2 separate regions of the Mus musculus genome follow, and region 1 is linked to region 2. A link is a loop called in an ENCODE intact Hi-C map of the cell type or tissue named here. Cell type or tissue: left cerebral cortex. All regions are shown on one strand. Links, peaks and the distances in the headings refer to the core of each region. The heading gives the core; the rest is flanking DNA.

Region 1 (11,595 bases), core at 3,596-11,595, 460 kb after region 2:
CAACACCAAGGGTCTCTTCCTTCCAGAACGGTCAGTGCACAAAGCTCTGGGCTTAAAGTCCTTGCTGACTTCTGTTAGGGCAGACTTAGAAGCTAAACACAGCTCATGTTTAAAATGGGCTTTCAGAGAGAGAACTCGGGGTGGACGGCAGGAAAGAGCACGTGCCACTCTTGCAAAGGACCCAGTTGCCAGGGCCACATGGTCACTTACAACCATATGTTAATTTCAGCTCCAGGGGCCCTGGTGACCTCTTCTGGCTTCTATGGACACTGCACACATTTGATAGACATACATATAAAAATAGCAAACACTCATACATTTCAGGAGCAGACCAGGTAGCTCAGTTGGTAGAAGAGAGCTTACCCAGTGTGCATGAAGCCTTGGGCTCCACCCCCAGCAATAAATGAACCAGACACAGTGTCCAACACCATAATACCAGTACTTTGAAGGTAGAAGGATTACAAAGTTCAAAGCTATGAGATCCTGTCCCAAAACATACAGGGCTGGGGAGATGGTTCAGCAGTTAAAAGTATGACTCGTTCCTATAGATTACCAGAATTCAATTCCCAGTACCCACATCAGATAGCTTAGCTCCAAGGGATCTAATATCCTCTTTTGGCCTCTGCAGGCACCCATAAACACGCACACGCACGCACGCTCTTCAGCCCCCATGGACGGGTGGAGGGAGAGCCTAAGTGAAAACCCAGAGAATAAGCACCATGAGGTTACACTGGCATTTTCCCACCAAGAAATCCCACGTGAGAGAGAATGGCTCTTGGCAATGAGATGTGCGAGGCAGGAGCAGGTTGGCAGGGATAGCTGCCCTCCGGGGTCACTCAGGCCGGCCAACCTTCAATAGCACAGTGTCTCCCTAGAATCAAGACCCAGGCTTCTCTCCCCTGCCCAGCAAGGCTGGGCATTTTCCTTAATAGTTCTTTACCTTCTTTGTTTGAGATAGGACTCTCACTGAATCTAGACCACAGCCATTCAGATGGGCGACAGGGAGCTCCAGGGACCCGCCTGCCTCTGCCTCCCTAGTACTGCGGTTATGGACACGTGGCTATACCCAGCATTTTACAGGGGTGCTAGGGACTCACGCCTGCAGAGCCAAGGCCTCACTGTTCTGTCTCCCCATCTCTTCCATCTTTTGCTTTTGATTGGTTATTACCGTGTAACCCAGGCTGGCCTGGTACTCAAAGCAATCTCCTGTCTCAGTGTTCGTGGAGCTGAGTGTGCAGGTCTGCCACCCTGCCTGGTTCCTCAGACCTTTTCTTGAGCACACTCCTGCTCCACGCCTTAGTGTTCTAGCCTTTCTCTTCGTCCCCAGTCCCTCCCAGTCTATCAACAGAGGTGAGCTGGAAGCTCCAGATTTGTCTCCAGACAGAGAATGCCACAGCCAAAGGGCAGAAACTTGGAATGAATGTGATTGGTCCCTGGACCCAGCCATCCCCACAATAGTCACAGCATGTGACATGGCCTGCTCTATAAAAACGCACATGTATAATTAGAAGCGTCCAGGCTGGGCTGGCACTCGTCAGAGTCCTGGCCCTGACTGAACATAATCTCTTGGGCCAACATCAGGCAAGGCACCCTGGCCAGCATGAATATAGACCCATTCCGCCGTCTCACCTGAGCATCGACAAAACAGGCACAGTTTATGCCAGAAGCAGCCAGACAGGCACTGCCCTCCCTCCAGGCTCCAACCCTTCTGCCAGAAGACCCACGGGAGCCCTCTCCTTCCCCCAACCCCCTCTCGGAATACCACTGCTCCATGACTAGTGTTTGCTCCGAGGCAGGTTTTAGAACCCACGATGTTGAACTGGCAGGGCATTCCCAGTAGTTCCTGGTTCAAAGACACTGATGTGACAAGCCTCCTCTTTCTGGTGTGCTCCTATTGTGTCCTAGATTGAGCCTGTCCTTACTGTGTCAAACAGAAAGGAAACACAAAGTCCCTGAAGATGCAAGCTTCTCTCTTGCCCAGAAGCCCGTGGGCCCTGGTGCTGGTGAATGAACACAGGGAAAGCTCTATATCCTCAGCTGTGGCTTCAGGGACCCTAAAGGACCCTCCACCCACTGTCTAAGGCAAGGACATGGAAGGAAGGGCAGCCCTTTTGTTTTGCAGTGGGGAGATCCTGAACTTAGTATAAAGAGCAGGTTCTAGAGACTGGGGCAGAAGCATGCAAGAACTGTGTTGTTTATATGAAGCTGGTGTGAGGGCCCATGACCGCAATCCCAGGACTCAGGGAGCTGAGTTCTAATCCAGCCCGGACCACAAAACAAGACCTATCTCAGAAATCAAAGTATCCACTAAATGAACTAGTTTTTCTTAATCATAAGGGGGAAGCATAGAAATAAATCTCTCTTATAGGCTAGGATGGGGAACAGGGCTGGAGCAACTGCTAGACTGGTGCCAGACCTGGGTACGAATCTACTGATCAGGAAGAGCTGAGAAAGGAAGGCAAGCCTAGGGAGTCGGCTGGGCCTCCGGGAACACCAGGAGAGCATAGCTAGTAAGCAGGCCACTGCGGCAGGCCTGAGGCGGGGAGCTGCACCCTAAGTCAACATCTCCACAGCCATCCTGCTCCAAGACTTACCTCTGAGGACAAAACAGATCTGGCACATCCTGGTGGATGGGCAGGTGCCAAGAGCACGGTTAGAGTGCCACAGCCGGAGCTGCCTCACTCTATCTGGGGGTTGAGGGCACACATAGGGCAGACTGGGACCCCTCCTCCATTAAACCCAAACAGCCTGGCTCCTTCCAGGGTAGAGCATGAGAGTGGGCGGCCAGAGAGCCACACAGAGTCCAACAGAAAGTCAGCAAGTGACATCGAGGCTCTGGCCCAAACCACAGGCCACCCGGGGCCATCATCCACCTTTGTGAACAAGCCACTTGCAGCCACAGGACAGTGAGGGATTCTTTTTCTTTTGTTTTGTTTTGTTTTCCAAGACAGGGTTTCTCTGTGTAGCCCTGGCTGTCCTGGAACTCACTTTGTAGACCAGGCTGTCCTCGAACTCAGAAATCCACCTGCTTCTGCCTCTGCCTCCCGAGTGCTGGGATTAAAGGCGTGCATCACCACGCCCGGCTGAGGGATTATTTATTGAGTGGTTTATTATGTTGCCACAGGTTGCATGCTTGGGACATATATGTTATCTTCGACAACTCTTTAAAATTTTTAAAAATTATGTGTATGTGTCTATGTAAGGTATGTGTGCGTGCATGTGTGTAGATGCCCGCACAGGCCAGGAGAGACCCTGAGCTGGGGTTAAAAGCAGCCCAATGCGGGTGCTGGGAACCAAAGTTGGGTCATTTGCACAGTAAGCAAGTGCTCTTAACACCCGAGCCTTCTCTCCAGCCCACTTCTTGTTTTTAAATGTCTATTACTATGTATGATGCATGGGGGTGGGCGCTCACATGTGGAGGTCAGAGGTCGACTCTGAGGAGGCGGATTCCTGCTTTTACCCTTTCATGAGTTCTAGGCTTAAACTCAGGTCGCCAGGCTGTGCAGCAAGCTCCTTTACCCACTGAGCCGTCTCACTGGCCCTATTTTTGGTTTGAGACGAGGTCTTACTCTATAGCTAAAGCTGGCTTTGAACTCCTGATCTTCCTCCTGCCTTAGTCTCCCAAGTACAGGGATCACAGCATTACCTTACCGTACATCAACAAATACTCTTGGAAACCTCTATGATGTTAAGTGTTAGAGGCCTCTGTCCTTGCTCTTCCTGGTGGACTGGAGACAGCCTGAAATTGGCAAAGAAGCGTGGCCAGTCCTTCCTGTTTACAGCCCCCCCCTGGAGCACAGGCTGATTCCAAACTGGCTAAATAGCCAATGATACTTTGAACCGATCCCCACCTCCATCTCTGGTGCTAGACTTATAGGCACTCCAGCATGTCTAGTTCATGCCATGCCGGGCTGGGCCCTGGGGCCTTGTGCTCACCAGGAAGGTGCTCTGCCAGCCCAGCTCGGTCCCCTATGGAAAGGCTTCTACATGGGAGTGAAGTTAAGACCACAAAAGACATAATTCCCACCCCAGTCAGAGGACGCCCAGGAAGCAAACACCACCTCCCAAACAGACCCTGAAACCAAAGCAAGGCTGGGATCAAAGGACCCAGCCACCACTGAGGCCAAGGCTAGAGCTCTCCCCCACAGCTACCTTGGCAAGGGGATCCGCACCCCAGTAAAGACAAGTTAATGACAGGGACTTCTGAGTCAGCAGGGCAGGAAGGGTCAGGGGTCAGGGTGAGGGTTATGCTGCAGGCTGACTTACAAACTGCCCCTCATCGATGCCAATGACGGCCACACCCAAGGACTCCTGGGTCACATCGCGGAGCATGCAGGCTGGCAATGCGTCCATGGTGTTCCTGGGAAGAGAAGGCCAAGAATGAGCAAGGGCAGAGACCAAGCACCCCGAGGACCCAGAGGCCCAGACAAGCGGCCTGAGGTGATCCATCAGTTTCTGTGGGGGAGCACTGGGGAATACAGGGACTTATTCAGAAAACCAGTTAAAAGACAAAGCAAAATAACTCATTTGAGACAGGGTCTCTCTGTAGACCAGACTGGCCCCATACTCTCTCTGCCTCTGCCCACCAAGTGCTAGAATTAAAGGTGTAAGTCACACATGGGGAAATGTTAAAAATGTAGCTGTATTTATTAGCAGTTTCCCTGCATATAGGTCTGTGTATTGTGTGCACATCTGGTGGCCTTAGAGTTTAGAAAAGGGTGTTAGATCCTCTGGAACTGGAGTCACTGATGGTTGTGAGCCATCAAATGTGCTGGGAACTGAACCTGGGTCCTTGACAAGAATAAGGACTCTTAGCCACAGAAGGCAGAGTGCGGTACCCAGGAAAGGAAAGCTGTCAGAGGCCCGTGGATCTGCCATGAGCAGCCCAAGGCGAGACGCATCCTGTTCTCAGTGTCTGGAATGGGGGTGGCCTTGGAAGCCAGGCAGCAGAGTGACCCTCTGGAACCCCTTCCAGTCACTGCCCTCCAGATTGGAGGACTCTCCACACCATGCGGCTGTCTGCTGGCAGAGCCAGGCTGAGAAGCCTCTGCTATAGGCCCCACTGGAGACCGCTTCCCGGCAAGGGAGAATCCACCCAGGCCTCTGAAGGCCAGCTTGGACACACTCCAGAACACCATTAAAGGATGCCGGGAACCTCTGCTCTAAGGAATGGAATGCTGGGCTGCACCCAGCGCCTTCTCCCTCTGGTTTCTGCCTCACTTTCAGAAACTAACTCAGAAAGCCGTTTCCCAAACCACAGACAAGCAGCATATAGTGGCATTCTTCCCAAGGAAAGCACCTCCTGGCCTACTTACTACCTCACCATCTTAAAATCTGGGAAGCTGGGTGTGGCCAACCACATCCGGAATCCTTGTATTTACATAGATCTGAAGGAGTTGTGGGCTGGGTGTGGGATTGCTAGCCTGTAATTCCAGGAGGAAGAGGAGGGAGGGTTACAAGTTATAACCCACCTATGCTACCTGAGACCTGCCTCAGTAAATGGGTTGAGAGATCATTTGTCATTCTTGCAGAGGACCTAGGTTCTACCCCCAGGAACCACATGGCAGCTGACAATTATCTATAATTCCTGTTCCAGGGAATCGGATGCTCTTTTCTGACCTCCCAGGGTACCAGACAAGCAAGTAGCGTGCAGATCTACATGCAAAAACCCTAAACAAATCAAAAACAGGATGGAGATGTCTGAATGTGTAAAGGGCTTGCTTTGAGAGCATACTGAGCCAGGTGTGGTGGGACATGTCATTGATCCCAGCGTTTGGCAGGCACAGTTGGATCTCTGTGAGTTCAAGGTCAACCTGGTCTACAGAGTGAATTCCAGGGCAACCAGAGGTCTGTAGAGAGTTCCTGTCTCAAAACAAAACAAAACAAAAAAAAGATATGGCCAATGAGTGTGGAACACAGATCTTATAACCCGAGGCTGTCCTCTGAACGCGGGTGTATGGTTACCTGTGTGCAAACACACACCTCCCTAAGAAACCAACCAAAGCTGGGCATGGTGGTGCACGCCTTTAATCCTAGCACTTGGGAGGCAGAGGCAGGAGGATTTCTGAGTTCAAGGCCAGCATGGTCTACAAAGTGAGTTCCAGGACAGCCAGGGCGACACAGAGAAACCCTGTCTCAGAAAAAAATAAAAGAAACCAACTAAAGAACACAACACAACACTCGGGCATCTTAAATTCTCTCTTCCCTCCCCTGGTAGAGGGGACCAGAGAGAGGACAGGCAACAAGCCAGCTGTGGCCACCACTCTAGGCACTGTTGCCTCCTCTGATTTCGGTCCTCCTGGATGCACATCCCGTCCTGAGCGCTGGCACCGTGGTTACAAAGACAGTTGTAAAGACCTCAGTACAGAGTCTGGCAGGAAGCCTGGCTTGAATCCCCAGGCCAACTCCCAAGTCCTGGTAGTTCTCGGCTCCACTTCCTGCTCCGCTTCAGAAACCTGCTCTACCCCAGGCTGCTCACCCTTGGCCCAGCTCCAGCAACCCCGAGAGGCACAAATTACTTTCTTGAACTCCTACCTACCCTTGGGCTCAGAGGGAAATGTCCAGTGGAAGGGCTGATAGATAGACAATTCAGAATGATGACGGCTACCTAATGGCAGAGAGCCAACTAAAGAGGGGGGGAAATATCTCTGGAGTCAAGAGGGCTGCAGCCTCTACCCAAGTGGGACCCAGGTTCTCCCAGCCTCCGTGGGTACAATGGACACTTGGGGACAGGTTATTCTAAGTAAGTTTTGAGCACTTATTCATATCCACTAGAGGCTAGCAGCAGTGTGCCCCGAGGCTTAGGGGTTTCCGAAGGGCAGGCTCAGGGGTAGGACTGACCGATCATGTGTGGAGAAGCTGTTGCTATAGCGCGTGTCTTTGGCATACTTGATGACCAGGCACTTGTACTGGGCGATCTGGAAGCGCCGGACTCTTCTCATCAGCTCTGTGCTGCAAGAATTAACCAGAGCACATGAGGCCCGAGCAAAAGGCGGGCTGCCACTACCACCTAGCGTCGGGCAGCCGGAACTGCAGCCGTTCACCCCATGCTGTTCTGAACAAAATTCAATTTTCATGAATGAACTTCAAAGTCTTTGACAGAATCACCAGAGAGCTTGCTTCTGGATCCCAGATCATGAGTTTGGCCCTCACCCTCGGGGCAAGGGACAAATTGAGGTGACACCAGACCATTCAGAAATAATGAGGTGCCTGGTATGGTGATGCACCCCAGCAGAGGCAAGCGGATCTCTGAGTTGGGCCACAAATAAAGACGCTGAGTTAAAAAAAAAAAAACAAAAACTAACCCCAAGATAAAGCAAAGAAAACCCAAGTAGTGTGTGTTTGTTATTCTGGGTGGGACTCCCAGAGTTTAGACCCTCACCTCAGAGTTAATTGGGCTCCAAGGCTTTAGGAGAGCTCGCATGGGGAATGAATGAGGAAACTGTCAGAGAAGGTGCCTAACTCCCAGGGGACACATGAGAGTTCGGTGGGCTCCTGGGTAATGTGGGCTGGGGTCTTCAATTGTACCCCCATGTGGTCCGCCTCAGCAAAGATAGGGTTCCCCAAGAGAAAAGGCTTGGGCAGGAGGATGGCAGCAATCCAGGAAATCGAATTTTGGGCGGGAATGTACACACAGAGGTCGAGCGCGTTTGCCGCCTAGTCAGAGGCTCCTGGGAAGATGGGGGAGGGGGGAGAGGAGAGCCAGGGCCTGCAGAGAGAGAGGCTGCAGAGAGAGAGGGAGGCCCACCGCCCCGAAGGCCCATTCATTACCTTTTCCCTGAGAACATGGGCCCGAGAATCACCTAGAAGAGAAGTCATTTAAGGGGTCTCCCCCTTGTACACCCCGCACCAGCCACCACCCGACCCCACTCCAGACCCCGCACCTGAATCTGCCCCCGAGTCTTGCTGGGGGAGCTGGGCAGCACGGTGGGCAGATTGATGTAGCTCATGGCTGCTGTGCAAACCTTAGTTAGCACCGAGAGTCCGTGGGTGGAAAAATTTCGACTTACTGCTCGCATTTGCCCGCGAACTCAAAAGGGGGCGGGACGAAGACAAGACTCGTCCCACCTCTCAGCTACGTGAAAAGCCTGGAGCTCGACCATCCCCTCCGGATCTGGCCATGGCGTTTCCTTCCCTTTCTGCGGGCCAGAATCCCTGGAGGAACTTGTCTTCGGAGGTAGGTGTGGTGCAGCCGCCCAGAGCCGGGACTGGAATTTTAGGATGCCCACAAGCCAAATTTCCAAGCGTTGAGCGCCAGATTTCTTCATTTTTCTCGTCATAGAGCAGGTTTAGCTTGTTAGCCTGGTTTTAAAGACAGCGAAAACTCAAGTTCCAGCAGGAACTAAGGGGCTTAGGGTTTGGACCTTACTCTGAGGTTGTGCAGTGTGATTCTGTGTTTCTGTAACTACAGTCTGGAAGGTGCCAAGGCTGGGGGTCCTTGCTGTGAGTCGCAAAGTAAGGCAGGCACCTTCAGGGACAGACTGTATTGAGCGGCTTCAGAATTCCCATGCTAAAACTCCTATGGCTCACACCGAGCATGCCCAGAAACCTTCTCACTCAGGAATTTGTTTGGTTACTCTGTCTGCCATTGGTTGCGGCAAGGGTTACCAAAGGCATACACAAAGCAGGACAACACATTTTGGCGCTTGCTGTAGTTAATTACCATTCCACTAGGATTTCTTGACTGGTTAGCTTGTATTAAACAGGCTTCTTTGTTTTGGTCACAGACAGACATCACTTAGAATCTGTTGAAAGTTAGGAACATGTGTCCTCGGGGGTGGCTCAAGCATTCAATTCCAGGCAGAGGCAGGCAGGTGACTTAAGTTCAAGGCCAGCCGGGTCTACAGAGTGAGTTCCAGGTCAGCCAGGACTACACAAAAAATAAACTTTAAAATACAATCAATCATAAATCCTAATAGTAAAAATGAAGGCAGAGGGCTAGAGAAATGGCTCGGCTGTTGAGCATCCACAGCTCCTCCGGAGGCGCAGAGTTGAGGATTTCCAACACCCACATCAAGACAGCTCACAGCGTCCAGCTCCAGAAGGGACTGCAGGCACACACATTTAAAGAGGAAATAAAAAGACTTTTGGCACATGTCAGTAATCTCAGCACTTGATCCTCGAGGCAGCTACACAGTTACAAGAGATGAGAAAACAAAAAGACGACAAAAAAAAAAAAGATGATGCCTAGCCAGGCCCCTAGCATCCAGCAGGTACCAACCGGAACGAGAAGGGTCTATAGCATGTAAGACGAACATTCAACAGGAAGAGGCAGAGGCAGCTGTGTTTGAGCAAGGGGCTTACATTGTTTCTCTTACACACCTCCCTTCCAACCCTGTGGGCGTCTAGCACCCCCATTATATCAACGAGAAGAGCAAGGCTAGAGACAGCTGGAGAGAGCCAAAGGTGCCCAGCCCCAGGCCTCAGTGTGAAGACGCACTCACTGTCTTCAGGATTCCTGTGTTGGCTTAGGAACCTGTGTCCTCCTGGCTTTCTGTGTTAAGTGTGGGCATCTTACATTTTCCCCTCGTGGTGGTAGAGATTGAACCCAGCACAACAGGCAAATGCTCTGCCACTGAACTGTCCCCACTTTTCACTTTATAACCCAAACACTGTTTATTTGTAAACAGAGTCTCACTGTGTAGTCCTGGCTATCTATCCAGGAACTGGCTTGGCTGTCCTCCTGCCTCTGCCTCCCTCTGCCTCACAGCGAGCTGGGATTCCAGCTGCGTTTACCACACCTCTGGCTGCATAGCCTTCTGCAGCTGCCATCTGGCTGAGCAACATTTGCAAACTGACTTTTGACTTCTTCCTGCTTACCTCTGTCCCTGGGACCCTGTATGTGCCTGTGGTCAGAATACTGTCCTCCCAGAAAAACAGCTCATGCCACTTGATTGCTAATGGTCACACAGTTGCCTCACCTCCTGTGGTCTCAGTTCCCGTAGGAATTTGGCCCCCTAATGCCATTTACAGACCTCATGTCTCATGAAGGCCGTTAGCTGGTTAAAGGCATGGTTGCCGCTAGGGAACCCCTCTGGCACCTTTTTGAGGGCACCTTAGATGTTCTGCTGAAATACCTAATGGGGCAGCTAGTAGGGGGGACTAGGGAGCAGAAGTTGAAAAGGCTTGTAGAAAGCTGCATGCATTAGGGGTCTTCTCAGGGCAGAGAAGAAGAAAGGATCAGCCATCACGGTCCCGGTCGACACACGCCCCGAGAGGGAGTCTCACAGGGTTCTGTCTCGCCCACAGGAGCTGGAGAAGCAATACTCACCCAGCAGATGGGTCATCCACACGAAACCAGAGGAAGTTGTTGGGAACTTCGTGCAGATAGGAAGCCAGGGTACTGTGGGACTCTCTCTGGATACTGTGGCCGCTTATTTGGGGTTGGGGAGGGGGCTACACCCCTGAATGGAAGGGCATTACTCTTCTATCAGGCGCATGGGTGAGCCTCTGCTGGGGCGGGAGGTGAGGGTGTAGCTGGAGGCAGAAAAGGCTGGCACGAGGCCAAGCTCTTCTGAGACACTCAGGCTACCCTCCTGACTGGCTAAGGGCCTCTAAGCTCTAAAGGCACAGTTCTCTACATGGAAATCCCCAACATCGAAATCGAGATCCCTTTGGGGACTGAAGCACCCTTTCACAGGGGTTGCCTAAGACCGCCGGAAATATCAGATATTTATATCACGATTCATAACGGTAGTAAAACTCCAGTTAGGAAAGAGCAACAAAAATCGTTTTATGGTTGGGGGTCACCACAACATGAGGAAGTGTATTAAAGGGTCGCACGCAGCGTTAAGAAGGTTGAGAACCGCTGCTCTGAAGGGACATGCTGTGGTTGGCACGGAAATGTGAACTGAAAAAAAAGCAAAGAAAGCAGGGCGCTGTTACTATTTTTTTTTTTTTAAGTTTTTTGTTGTTGTTGTTGTCATTGTCATGGAATTCACTCTGTAGACCAGCTGGGTTACACTCTCTGTGGCATAGACCTGGCATGGTGGTGCCTGGCTGCAATGGTAGCACCAGTGAGCAGAGCAGAGCAGGAGTTCAAGGTTATTCTCAGTTACATAGTGAATTCCAAGCCAGACTGGGATACGAGATACCGTGAAGAGGGAGAGGGGTGGGGAAAGATAAAGCAATCAGAGCTTGGGACTGAGTACACGTGAGGCCTGCCCTCTGCTCCAGAGTGTAGAGGTGCTGTGGTGGCTGCAAATCCTTGTTCATGCTGGGTGGGGAACTGCTCTGAAAGGGAAGTAGGCTGTGGAGACAGCTGGCTGTCTGCTCAGAGCGGGAATCTGGATGCTGGACAAGTGCCTAGTCTCAGCAGACTGACCAAAACCTTGCCCTGGGGAGTTTCCTCAATAGAGACAGCCAGGGAGAGAATCAGGCTTTGGGGGTGTCTTGTTTCTTGTCCCCTAGTGTGGGTCCCCTAGGCTCTGAAGGGTCCTTGCTGTGGCGGTCACAGTAACTATGTGGAGATGTGCAGGCCTGGAGGGAGCATGTTCGCCTGTCTTGTCTGGAGAGATAAAAAGCCAGCCCAGCAGGGGAAAGAACTCACCAGCCAAAGCCCAGAGCTGATAGTAGGCCACTGCTCGCTCAGAACCC
Region 2 (11,754 bases), core at 1-8,000:
GGTGCAGACAGATGGAGACGAACATTGTTTCCTGCTTTGGGCGTCTACTCCCTCATCCAAGCATGGAAGGGCCCCTCGTCATGCCCTGTGGCCGAACAGTTCGCTTGCCAGCTTGCCAAGTTCTTTTGCCAAAATCAGGACTTTGAAGGAAATCTCCAGCACGCTGGACCCAGGGCACTCCGGCCTTCACCAGCCCAAGTGACCCTGGGGATTTAGCAGCAACCCGGTCATCAGGATGACTTTGTGCCTCTGTAACCAGGTATTGAAACTGTTCGTCTCACCAGGCCGGTCCACGTGGCCCTCTGCTGGGGGCTTCCTGGTGGGGGGGCAGAAAAGTCTCTCTCTCTCTCTCTCTCTCTTTTTTTTTTTTTGTATAAATAACAAAGTGTTGAAATGTATTTCCTGAAATAAATGTTTCAAATACAAACTTTTTTTCTGGAGTTCTCTTTGGCAAGACCTGTCTGGTCCATTAAAGGTGGTGAGGGGAGCACGGGAGTAGAGGCTCCCAGTGGAAGGAAGCTATAGGACTGTGTGAGATCCAGAATTAGGAATCAGCAGCCCAGTGGTGAAAAGTTAGCCACACCCACTGCCTGTAATCCAGCTTGTGGGACATCTGACGCCCTCTTCTGGCCTCTGGTGGTACCTGCACACATGTGGCAGACACATATACACATAAATACAAATCTAAATTTTATTATGTGAGACCCTGGTAACTGGCCATTTATAATAATGTTATTCCAAGAGAACTAAACCATGTGTGGTCCCAGGAGGCTGGCTGAGCCAACCAGTTTTGTGTACAGGAATCAGGAAAGGGGAGGGTCCCTCTCTGTGTGCTTTAATGTCCCCAAGCTCCTGTGGCAAGTGACTGCAATCCAGACACCCTGGAACAATACTAGTGTACACTCTCACCATTCGGAAGCCCGGGACCGAGTGTTGGCATGGCTCCATCCCCAGTCCCCTGCCACCCCTGCTCCTGGGGACTGCGTTATTTCAGGTCCATGCACTTTGCTCTTGAGGGACACTCGTTTCAGCCCAGGATAATCTCATCTTGATTTTAATTACATCTGTAAAGATCCTGTGTTCAAATAAAGTTTTATTCTAAGCTTCTGTGCAGGTGGGAATCTGGGGCGATCACCTCCCCACATTCCCTTCCTGCGTCTCAGGGGTTCCAGAGCTACAGGGACAGCATGAGAGAACAACCCGAGGCTCGTTTGCATCCACCAAGCCGAGTGAGTGGTCTAAGGAGTGACCCTACCTCTCTGGCCTGCCCACACTCTTCCGAAGGCCACCTGAAGACAAACGGGCTTCATCAGCCAATGAGTTGTGCTCAGCGGCCTCATGGAACCAAGCATCAAGTTGTTGATTTTGGCTGTTGATGGCACTGGTAGAGGGGGTCTGGTCCATGGAGGCAGCTTGCTTGAGTCCCCCAGTTCTAAGTTCCTTGACAAGTACACCTCGAATTCCTCCTTCCTCAAGACTGAACTGTTCTCTGTGCATCGCCAGTCCCCTCCAGCCCCAGGTGCTTAGGCAGTCGTCAGCTCATTAACCTGACTGGCCACCAGCCCAGCTCACCCGCACCTCCAAGCCAGTGATGGGGGAAACCTCACCTCCCACTCAAGCAGACACTGTAGGACCAGAGTGGCCAGCCGTTCTCATCTGCCCAGGAACGTGGGCTTTCTTGTGCCTCCTAGCTAGCAATGAGGGAATTCTCACCTTTCTACTCTCCACAGTACCGGGGTTACAGGCATACTAAGAGGAAAAAAGTTCAGGTGCTGGGACCCACATTCAGGAACTCAAGCTTATGCAATGTGGGCTCCAGCCCTGAATGTAAATGTGGGCTTTCCATGGAACTATCAGAGCTAGAACCAAAGGGAGGAGGGAGGGGAAGCTGGACAAAGGACAAGGTGGCTTCATGGTGTGGGACCCCATGCCAGTGACTTTCTTCCCTCCTATCCAACTCCAGTGTCACATGTAGCCAGCTGGGACAGTGGCATAATTCAGAATGGACTGTCACTAAGGCAGGAGCGGGAAGACCCTGCAGCAGGCCCTGCTCTTGATGGCTTAGGCCTCTATGAGATTTGGGGTATCCTGCAGAGTCTGAAAATGCCAGGCATCCCCCCCCCCCATTACAGGCCTCAGGGTTTAAAGGCAGGAAACAGAAAGCCCCTGGGAGCCACTGGAGTGAGGCCTGCTCAGTGCAGACCTCTCAGGCTGGTCAAAGTCTGAAGCGCTTGCTCAGAGAGCACCGTGTGAGGCTCTCTTGGGTTTTGTTTGCAGGTATCCCTTGTGTGTGTGTGTGTGTGTGTGTGTGTGTGTGTGTGTGTGTGTGTGTGTGGTGTTTGTATGCATCTGTGTGCATGTGGAGGCCAGAGGACAACCTTAGTTGTTTTGTTTATTTACTTGAGACAGTCTGGGCTAGCCGGCCAGCAAGCCCCATGGGTCTGCCCGTTTGGCCACTTTGCTGCTGGGGTTATGTGTATGCCTCCATGCCTGGCTTTACCCGCTTCTGAGGATCCCAACCTAAGGTCCCGTGCTCCCATAACGAGCACCTTGCTGACTGAGCCATCTCTCCACTCAAAAGATCAAAGTTTCTTTATTTAATGTGTGTAGATGTCTTACCTACATGTATACAGGTGTGTGCCTGATGCCCGAGGAAACCAGAAGAGGGGGTGGGATCGCTAGGGCTGGAGTTACAGACTGCCCCGTGGGCGCTGAGGATGGAAATTGAGCAACTGGTTAACCACGGAGCCGCCTCTCCATCTCTGTACTCGCGGTTTTTTTTTTTTTTAAAGATTTATTTATTGATTATTTGTAAGTACACTATAGCTGTCTTCAGACACTCCAGAAGAGGGAGTCAGATCTCGTTATGGATGGTTGTGAGCCACCATGTGGTTGCTGGGATTTGAACTCTGGACCTTCGGAAGAGCAGTCGGGTGCTCTTACCCACTGAGCCATCTCACCAGCCCCTCTGTACTCGTTTTAAAACACCACTTTCTGGCTACAATTCTAGCCTTATTTAATATAGAAAATGCAGAAAAAATTACACAACAGAGAAATAGCCCCATTCACACCCAGTAATGTTGCCTATCCTGACACTGGGGCACGGGCCTCAGACTCTGGGGAGCGTGGTGGTGACCCCAGCATTTGAGACACCGAGGCAAGAATCTCAGGGGTTTGAGGTCACCATGGGTATGGCTGTGCACCACAGCCCCCAACCCTGACCCAGGCCCCTGTGTCTTCTGCCCAGAAGGACTCCTCAGCCAGGGGCTTGCCCTTCTATGCCTCTCTCTCCTCTGACCTCTTGGAAGGAGGGGGGAGGGAGAAATCTTGTCCCCATCCTCACTTCATTCCCCTGCCTCCCTCCCACCCCTGCACTGTCCCTTTAGCCCATTGGGGACCAGTGTAGGATTGAGGTGCAGTTCCTGAGTTCAAGTGGAAATTCCTTCCAGATGCTCTGCTGCCCAGAGCGCAGACAGGAGGGGCCTATGTAGCAGCTGAGTGCCCATGGGAAGGATGCTGTCTGGCCCCACACCAATACAGGGCGGCAGTCACCCAACATCCGTTGCTAGGAGCCCTTAGAGAGTCCTGGTGCAGAGGGTTGTCTGCCTTGATGCCCAGTGGGTCCATCAGGCCTGAAGAACCTCTCTCTATGCCGCCTCCAAACCTGGTTTCCTGCTGCCAAGGGCCACAGCCGGAATAAGACCTATAAAGTGGTGTTAGTCAGGCATGCTCTGCCAGCCTGCCTTATGCCAGCTTACGTCATCACCCACGGCGGCCAGGTACAGGGCATTTCCACTGGGGGGAGGGGCACCCCATCTGGTCTTTCTGTCTCCTGGTCTTTCTGTCTGTCCGTCTCTCCCATATTACCACGCCGAGAAGGCCTATTACTCTCTCCTTTTCCCAGGGAATGTCTTGCATTAGATCTGTTGCGTGATGTGATCTCTTAACGGTGCGCCTTGACCCTGGACCAGCCAACAGTACATTTTCTCTACCTTATCCTAACAGTAAGACCAGAATTAGAGGCATCACACACAGACTATGTGTGATCCCTGCACTCTGCAAATGGAAGCTGGAGGCCAGAGAACCAGAGCCCAGACTGGCTATATACAAACCCTGTCCATGAAAGACTAAAGTAAGACTTAATAAAGAAAGATGTAAAATAAGACTCACATCACTGATAACTCATACAGTACCTGCACACTATAAAACATTTGAACAGTAGGCATGGGAACAGCAAATAGTGACAGTGACTTCCAGTTATATGATATATATTAAAATAAAAAATAACATATAATAAAATATAAAAATAAAAATGTATGCATGTATGTGTGTGTATGCATGCCTGCGTGTAGGGTGTGTGTGTGTGTGCGTGCCTGTATGTAGGGTGTGTGTTGTGCATGCATGACTGCATGCATACATGTGTGTGTTGCATGCATGCATGCATGTGAGTGTATGTACTCACGGTGCACATGGAGAGAGGACAAAACAGGAGATCAAGAGTCTCTCAGTGCCCTGTGACAGGTCTCTCATTGCGCGAGAAGCTTGCCATTTTGATTAGGCTGGCCGGCCAGTGAACAGTCAGGATCCTCTTGTCTCTGCATCCAGAAGTACAAGCAGGGATTCCTTCTAGAGCCAAAGACAGGAAGGAGGTTCTCCTCCTCTCTCCTGCCTGCTAAGGTTTGAATGTGAAATGTCTCTCACGGGTTTCTGTGTTGGAACACTTGTTCTCCAGCAGGTGGCGCTGTTCTGGGAGGTTATGGTGCCTTTGGATGTGGAGAGGGTGAGGCTTGAGGTGCAGGCTGGCCCTTCTTCCTGATCTATAGAGATTCAAGGAAGCTGCAGCACAAGCCTTCCTACCACACTGGGCAGTATCTCCATCAACTACAAGCCATAAAAACAAAACAAATAAAAATCCTCCCTTAAGTCTCTTCTATCAGATATTTGGCAACAATGATAAAATAACTGTAATTCTTTGTGCTTCCTCTGCTCCTGTCCAGCCTTCCCTTCCTGGCTTAGGGATAGCCAGAGCCTCCTACTGAGTGAGCGCCTGCGTGCTGACAGTGAATTTTAGGTCAGAGGTGTGATGGTTAGTCCTCATTGTCAACTGGATTTGGGACCACCTAGGACACAGATGTGTTTATAAGCACATTTCTAGGATGTGGACAGCGCCACCCCATGGACTGGCGTCCTTGAGTGAATTAAAAAGAAAAGGAAAACTGGTGAGCCCTTCCAAGGACCAGCATGCATTGCTCCACTTCCTGCCTGTGAGCACCATGTGGCCAGCTACCTCCATCTCCTTCCACCATGATAGACTATCACCTCTCCAAAGCGGGCTGAGGTCAACCCTCCTCTCCTGAGGGTTCTTGCATCACATATTTCTGTCACAGTAGCAAGACAGGTAGAGCTGAGACACAAAACCACCCCAGCGGTGCCCTTCCTAGATTGCATACGGAAGCATTCCTGGAGGCACAGGTTCAAGCTGGGCCAGTGGACAGGCGGCCCTCAGTAGTGCCGGAGGGTCCCTCCTATATCAATGTGACTCAGAGGGCAGAGTAGAAGTGGGGTGTCTCTTTCTGCTGTGTGGCCTTAGACAAGCTCTGTTCCACCAACAGGGACATGGCCACTAAGGCATTGTTTGATGCCAATGAGGAAGGAGGGAACTCTGTGTTTCATTGCTGTGATAAAGAGTCCAAGGAAAACAGCTTTGAGGAGGAAAGATGGATTTTGGCTCAGAGGTTGGAGGTGTCAAGCCACAAGCCCGTAGCAGGACAGATTCTGCACTAAGCCTAGGGCCACCTGGACCTTGCATCGACTCACCAGGTTCAGGTCTCTCCCTATCACAATGTCACCCTTTCTTCAGCCATGGCAGGTGGGCCTTCTTAGCATCCGTGGAGCCTGAGCATGTGTGTTCGTGTGTCCAATCCAGGGCTTTCCCTTACATACTGGAGAGGCACAGCAGCACTGTCCTGCTCTGCAGGATCAGATGGACCCAGATCACATCTGAAACACAGTTTCCTAGGGCACCGGGACTTCACCACCATTTGCTAGTGGGATCTTTCTGCACCCAGCGCAGCTCCTGAGCACCTGGGATGCCACTGGGACTCATGCAAGTTGTCACTGAATGAGCACCGAGCGCTCTGCGGAAAGATCATCTTCCTTTCCTTTCGTATAAGGTGCTTATAAAGAATCTGAAGAAAATAGGGCATGAATAATTAAGGCTGCCCAGAGCAAAGGGATCTTGATCTGTCTGCTTGAATTAAAAAACCATCACTCGGAGGGGCCTGGATGCCAGAGAGCATCTGTAAGATGTCTTTACCCACAGTGCCACTGCCTGCTCTTCCCCCTTTCACTCCCTCCCTCTTCCTCCCCTTCTTCCTGTCTCTCCTGGACACCAAGGACATCAGCTCTTCAGACAGCCCTGCCACCCAGACTATCACCATGGCCTCTTCTCTCTCCCTGGTTAATACCTTCATCCTAGGCCCAAAGAGAAACGGCTTGACCTCTGTAGAAGGGTCCTTTTGTGGGAGACGGGGTCCAGGCTGGGATGCTCAGGAGTCCCAGAAGCACAGTCACCTGTCCAGCCAAGGTGGGCAAGGCTCAGAACTAGGGTTTGTACCTCTGTCATGGACTTGGGGCTTGGGGACAGGCCTGTCACTGACTTTTGCCTCTGCCTCTTTTTACAGAGTTGTGGCTGAATCTGTAGGATTTCTTGTCCTTGGGATGGCAGCTGCCAGGGGGTTCAGGGGAGGCTGGGTACGGGGACGTAGGATCTGTTTGTCTGTCTAGTTTGCCATGCTGGGGGGTGGGGGGTGGATCTGCGGCCTTTGCAATATATGGTAGGCAAGTGCTCTCCCCTGAGCAACAGCCCAGCCTCTCGAGCTCTTCAGATGTTTCTATCCCTGTTGAAATCCCCATCTGTTCACATGAAGACCTGTCCTCTCCTCACTGTTCCCCCAATAGGTCTTTTCACGTATTTTTAGTTACTTCAGTGAGCTAGGACCTTGTCTGTTACAGTTTGAATGTGATTGTGCCACAGGCCCCTGTGCTTAGTCCCCTGCTGGAACAGGAGTCTGGGGGTTGTGGAACGCTTAGAAGGTGGAGCTAGCCGCAGGAGTGGCCACAGCTCTTACTCTGAGCTCTCTGATCAGCTCCATATAGCAGCTGTCCCCTCACCCTGGCCACCAGGAGCCACGAGCAGCCATGTCTTCCCCACCATGACCGACTTATTATTTATTTATATTATGTAGCCCTGGTTGTCCTGGAACTCTCCGTAGATCAGGCTGTCCTCGAACTCACAGAGATCCTCTTGCTTCAGTCTCCTGCGCGCTGGGATGAAAGCTATGTGCCCCCCACTGCTATGGCAGACTTCTTAAACTGAGTCAAAAGAACCTTCCCTCCTTTCAGTTCCTTCTGCTGGGTATTGTATTGCAGCAATGAAAAGGGAAATTAACGTTGACAAATAACCCCCACATTCCTACCTCATGATCTCATGATCTTGTTTTCTTGCTTTTTGGCATATCCTGCAACTTATTCCTCTGTCCCCAAATCATGCCTTTTAAAAAAAAAGTCAAAAAATGGAAAATAAGCCTCTCTCCCTGAAGTTAGTGTGGAGGAGAGAAATGGATGTTGCCAGAAACTCTGACGTGGGTAGAATGTTCTTATACGCGGGGCTGTGTCAGAAGCTTGGAGGTGTGGTGCTGTGGATGAAAACAGCCCCAGTGGCTCATATATTTAAATGTTTGGTTCACAGTTGGTGGGACTGTTTGGGAAGGCTTAGGAGGCGTGGCCTTGTTGGAGGAGGTGTGTCATGGAGGGTGGGCTTTGAGGTTTTAAATCCTATGATACTTCCCGTTCTCCTCCCTCCCTTCCTCTCTCCCTCCCTCCCTCCCTCCCTCCCTCCCTCCCTCCCTCCCTCCCTCCCTCCTTCCTTACCTCCCTCCCTCCCTCCCTCCCCTCTGACTCCTGCTGCTTCAGGTATCAGTTCTCCCTGCTGCTCCAGCACCATGCCTGCCTGCCTCCTGCCATGCCCCCCACCATGAGAGCCACAGACTCGCCCTCTGAAACTGTAAAGCAAGCTTCCAAATAAATGCTCTATTCTATAAGTCCCCTTGGTCATGGTGTCTCTCCACAGCAACAGAACAGTGACTGACACAGAGGATGTGATCGTGGCTCCCGGAAGCTGGTGTAGCCACACAGGTACCGTTGCTGTAGAGAGATGGTATGACCTCCTGACATGCCAGATGTTACAGATGTGAACTGTGAAATTCACACTAGGGTCATCCTGTTCACACTTACTGTCTGCCTGAATGACCTTAAGATGACCTTGAAAATCCCCCCCCCCCCTCCCCAAGTCCACTGGCTGCAAGGGACTGCTGATCTTGTGAGTTCAAGATACATCAAAATCCCAGCCAGCCAGCATCCACCTGGGCTGGCAGGCTCCACAGCTCCCCTGGAGACTCCATAGGATTCACTACCAGAAACCTGGCCCTGATCTCTGTGTCTTGGCCTCCATTGTAATAGGGGCCTCCGTTGACTCCCTGCCCAGATTCCTCCAGAATGTTCTGGCTTTTGTCAGTTCAAGGCTGGCCCTGGCAGCCGTGGAAGCAGGGAGTGTGTGTCTAATAAAGTCAGCGCTCTGTAATTTAGCAATTACTGAAACCCACACTTGTAATTTAGGGGGTTTCTTGTAATTCTTTGTAGTCTTTATCTCTCTTTGAACAAATGTGCAGCTTAATAGCTTCCTCCATCCTGTTCCAAGGGTTGGTATTTGCCACCCCTCCCCCACTCAGCTCCAGTTCATGAAAGTGTCTAGATTGTGTGGAAGCCACTTTCCAGAATCCAAAAGGTTAATTTAAAGGCCAGCCTTCCCCCCAACCCCAGTGCTGGCTCCTGACAGTCAAGCAGTATCTCCAGGGCCCCGAGTTTGGCACTCCAGCTGTTGGTTGGGTAGATGGCGTGATCCACCTTCGGCAGGGTCTGTGGTTGGGCCATTCCCATTGCTGACCTCTGACCCTTTGCTCAAGCAGTTACTAAATACTTTGGTTTTGAGACTCCGTTGGGAATCAGAGCCATCAAGGACGGGCTGGACCTCTCTCTCCAGAGGCCTTCAGTCTAGTGAGAAAAGGATGGCTGGCTGTCTAGGACGTCACAGGTCCCAACCGAGCTGGCACCCGGGACCATGGCAGCCAAGGGAACCACCCTGTCAGAATGAGCTGTAAGAGGAGGGAATGGGAGTCTGGTGCGGAGGAGGAAGAGGGACAAAGCCTGAGGAGGAGCCCTACAGAGGGCACCCAGTTTTTAGAAACTGTATTTGAAACAGCTTTGGGTCGAGGATGTGGCTCAGTTGGTAGAGTCCGTGCCTGAGAGTCTTGACTTGGTTCCCAGTGTTCCGTGAGTGTGACAACACATGCCTGCAGCCCCAGCACATGCCTGCAGCCCCGGCACATGCCTGCAGCCCCGGCACATGCCTGTAGCCCCAGCACATGCCTGCAGCCCCAGCACATGCCTGTAGCCCCAGCACATGCAAGTTGCAGATGGTCTGTCCTCTGGAATCATAAACCAAGTTTGAGACCTCCTTAAATTGCCTTTGGTCATTGTTGGAAACAAAAAACAGGGGGTGGGGGCCAGTGGGGCGGGGGGAGAAGTGGGGGAGGAAAAGGGGTCTAACATCCGGCCAGAGTTCCTGTGCTCTGGGCAGGCAGACACAGGCAGAGCTGCTGGACACTTTTCCATTCGGTCCCGGGTGAGCATGCCTGACCCACGCAGCAGGGGGTGGAAAAGGGGCAGCTCCTGACTGGGGATCCCAAGCTACCTTGCTAAAGCCCCAGGGCTGTAGGAGAGAGGGAATAGGGAAGGAGTTCCCAACACTGGCAAGAGAGTGCACAGCGGATCTAGATGGAACAGAGACTCTCAATAGTTTAAAAGCTTTATTATAGAAATTCAGGGGAAAGAGAGAAGATAGAGAGAGAGAGAGAAAGGCTAGAGAGAAAGAGAGAGAGAGAAAGAGAGAAAGAGAGAGAGGAGAAGACAAAGAGAAAGGGAAGAGGAGAGAGAAGTGAGAGGTAAGGGAACAAAGGAGTAAGAGAGTGAGGTGGGGGCCTAACAGCCCTTTTTATGGTCTTCACTGTTGCTAGGTAACTGAGGAGGAGTTTGGCCTGAAGGTCAGAAGCTTGGGCCATTGCTTATGTGACTACTGACCATGCTGGATCAAGTGTTTTTGGTCCCTGAGACATCTCCCTGACCTGGAATGAGGGATCCACTTGCCTCTGCTTACCAGGCCAGATGCCTTGCTTGAAATCTGTTCTTCTTTGTGGGAGGTTTTTCTTTTGTTCTATGCAGACCTTCAGCTGCTAGGGCAAAGCCTGGCTGTGTTAGAGAGGGCAGTCTGCTGCACCCGTCCTAAGCCTGCCTGTGTTAGAGAGGGCAGTCTGCTGCACCCGTCCTAAGGCAGCCTCACAGAAACACCAGGGTAAGCAAGCTCAGCTGGATATCTGGGAATCTTGTGGCCCAGTCACCAACACATAAAACAAACAATCCAACCCGCGGGGCACTTTTTAGATGTGGATGAAAGAACCCCTAATAAGCAAACACAGACCTCGGAGCTGAGTCTCAATTCCAACTCATACTCAGATCAAACAGAGCAAAGGAAAACTAGGCTGGTGGGGCCTGGAATCCAGTCCTGGGACGCTAAGGGAGGGGACTCACGAGTTGGAGGTCAGCCTGGGCTACTGTAGTCATATCGTTTTGGGAGAAGATCTCTCACCCTCAGAGCCTGAACCTTTGCCAGTCTCTGCCACCAAGCTGATAATACACTTTGGGATCATGTAAGACCATGCACTTAACCGGCTGTCCTACTATGCGCTTAATCGGCTATCCTACTGTGTGCTTGGCCAGTTTAAGTTTAACCGGCCTTTAAGAGAGCAATGTAGCTGGGTGTGGTGGCGCTAGCCTTTAATCCCAGCACTCGGGAGGCAGAGGCAGGTGGATTTCTGAGTTCGAGGCCAACCTGGTCTACAAAGTGAGTTCCAGGACAGCCAGGGCTATACAGAGAAACTCTGTCTCGAAAAGTCCCCCCCCCCGAGAGAGAGAGAGAGAGAGAGAGAGCAAGCAATGTAACCAACCTCAGCATGCCTTGGATTTCCCATGCAACCAGCCTTTATGACTGAAGCGAAATGCATGTCTTTAATCTTAAACGATGTAGTCTTCCATGCCTCTGAACCAGAATTGGTGTGTGTGTGTGTGTGTGTGTGTGTGTGTGTGTGTGTGTGTGTTCCTGCATGTGTGTGCGGTGATCATTTGCTGAAAGCAGCCAGTACGTTGAAAGCATCCTCAAAGAGGTGTGCACGTGCCTCCTGGTCTGAAATGTGGCGGCGTCCAAGGCCCCTTAGGAGCAGCCCGGGCATCCCCGTGAAGCTTCTCTCGTTTCCAGGCTCTCTCTCCCGGTTCTCCTCTAACCGCCATTTTTGTTCAGCAGATGTTCCACTGGCAGCGTCTCCTCCCCCGGGGAGCTGGAGAGGAGGGTTTCGAGTGGCTTCTGCAAAATATCTTGAAGGAGAACAATCTGCCTTCGGCAGATGAGGACTCTCCACTCGAGGTCGAGCGAGGCTCTAGCTGTGGACAGAAGGCGTGCGGGAGATCCGCAGGGCCCTCTGCCGGCTCCCAGGGCTGGCTCTCAGCACAGCCATTTCAGAGAGAGCAGAATAGCTTCCGAGTCCTGTGCTGGATGGAGAGAAAATGGCGCCTCAGCCCTCCTCC

Evidence for each region. Peaks named below come from ENCODE experiments on the same cell type or tissue, not always from the same donor. Only the 100,000 strongest peaks of a DNase experiment are listed, where the experiment ranks them.
Region 1: it touches region 2 in a loop (10-fold over the local background); 6 of 42 quality-filtered maps call a loop at or near these places.

What each region holds. Positions count from the first base shown.
Region 1 is chr11:117,817,831-117,829,425 of GRCm38, forward strand. It overlaps Tk1 (thymidine kinase 1), which reads right to left and starts at 8,184. Exons shown (of 7, transcript NM_009387.2): 1 at 7,884-8,184; 2 at 7,771-7,802; 3 at 6,841-6,951; 4 at 4,267-4,360. The coding sequence starts at 7,949. Afmid (arylformamidase) reads left to right here and starts at 8,089. Exons shown (of 11, transcript NM_027827.3): 1 at 8,089-8,176; 2 at 10,249-10,339. The coding sequence starts at 8,120. In left cerebral cortex, for the core only: a CTCF peak has its summit at 7,031; DNase peaks (open chromatin) are centred at 5,142, 5,260, 6,375, 6,991 and 3 more places; H3K4me3 peaks cover 426 bases; H3K27ac peaks cover 110 bases.
Region 2 is chr11:117,361,887-117,373,640 of GRCm38, forward strand. Septin9 (septin 9) reads left to right here. Exons shown (of 11, transcript NM_001113487.1): 11 at 1-439. Among named protein-coding and RNA genes, the nearest start is that of Gm51932, 32 kb to the left of the region's middle. In left cerebral cortex, for the core only: CTCF peaks have their summits at 638 (motif pointing left) and 4,730 (motif pointing right); DNase peaks (open chromatin) are centred at 4,716 and 7,649.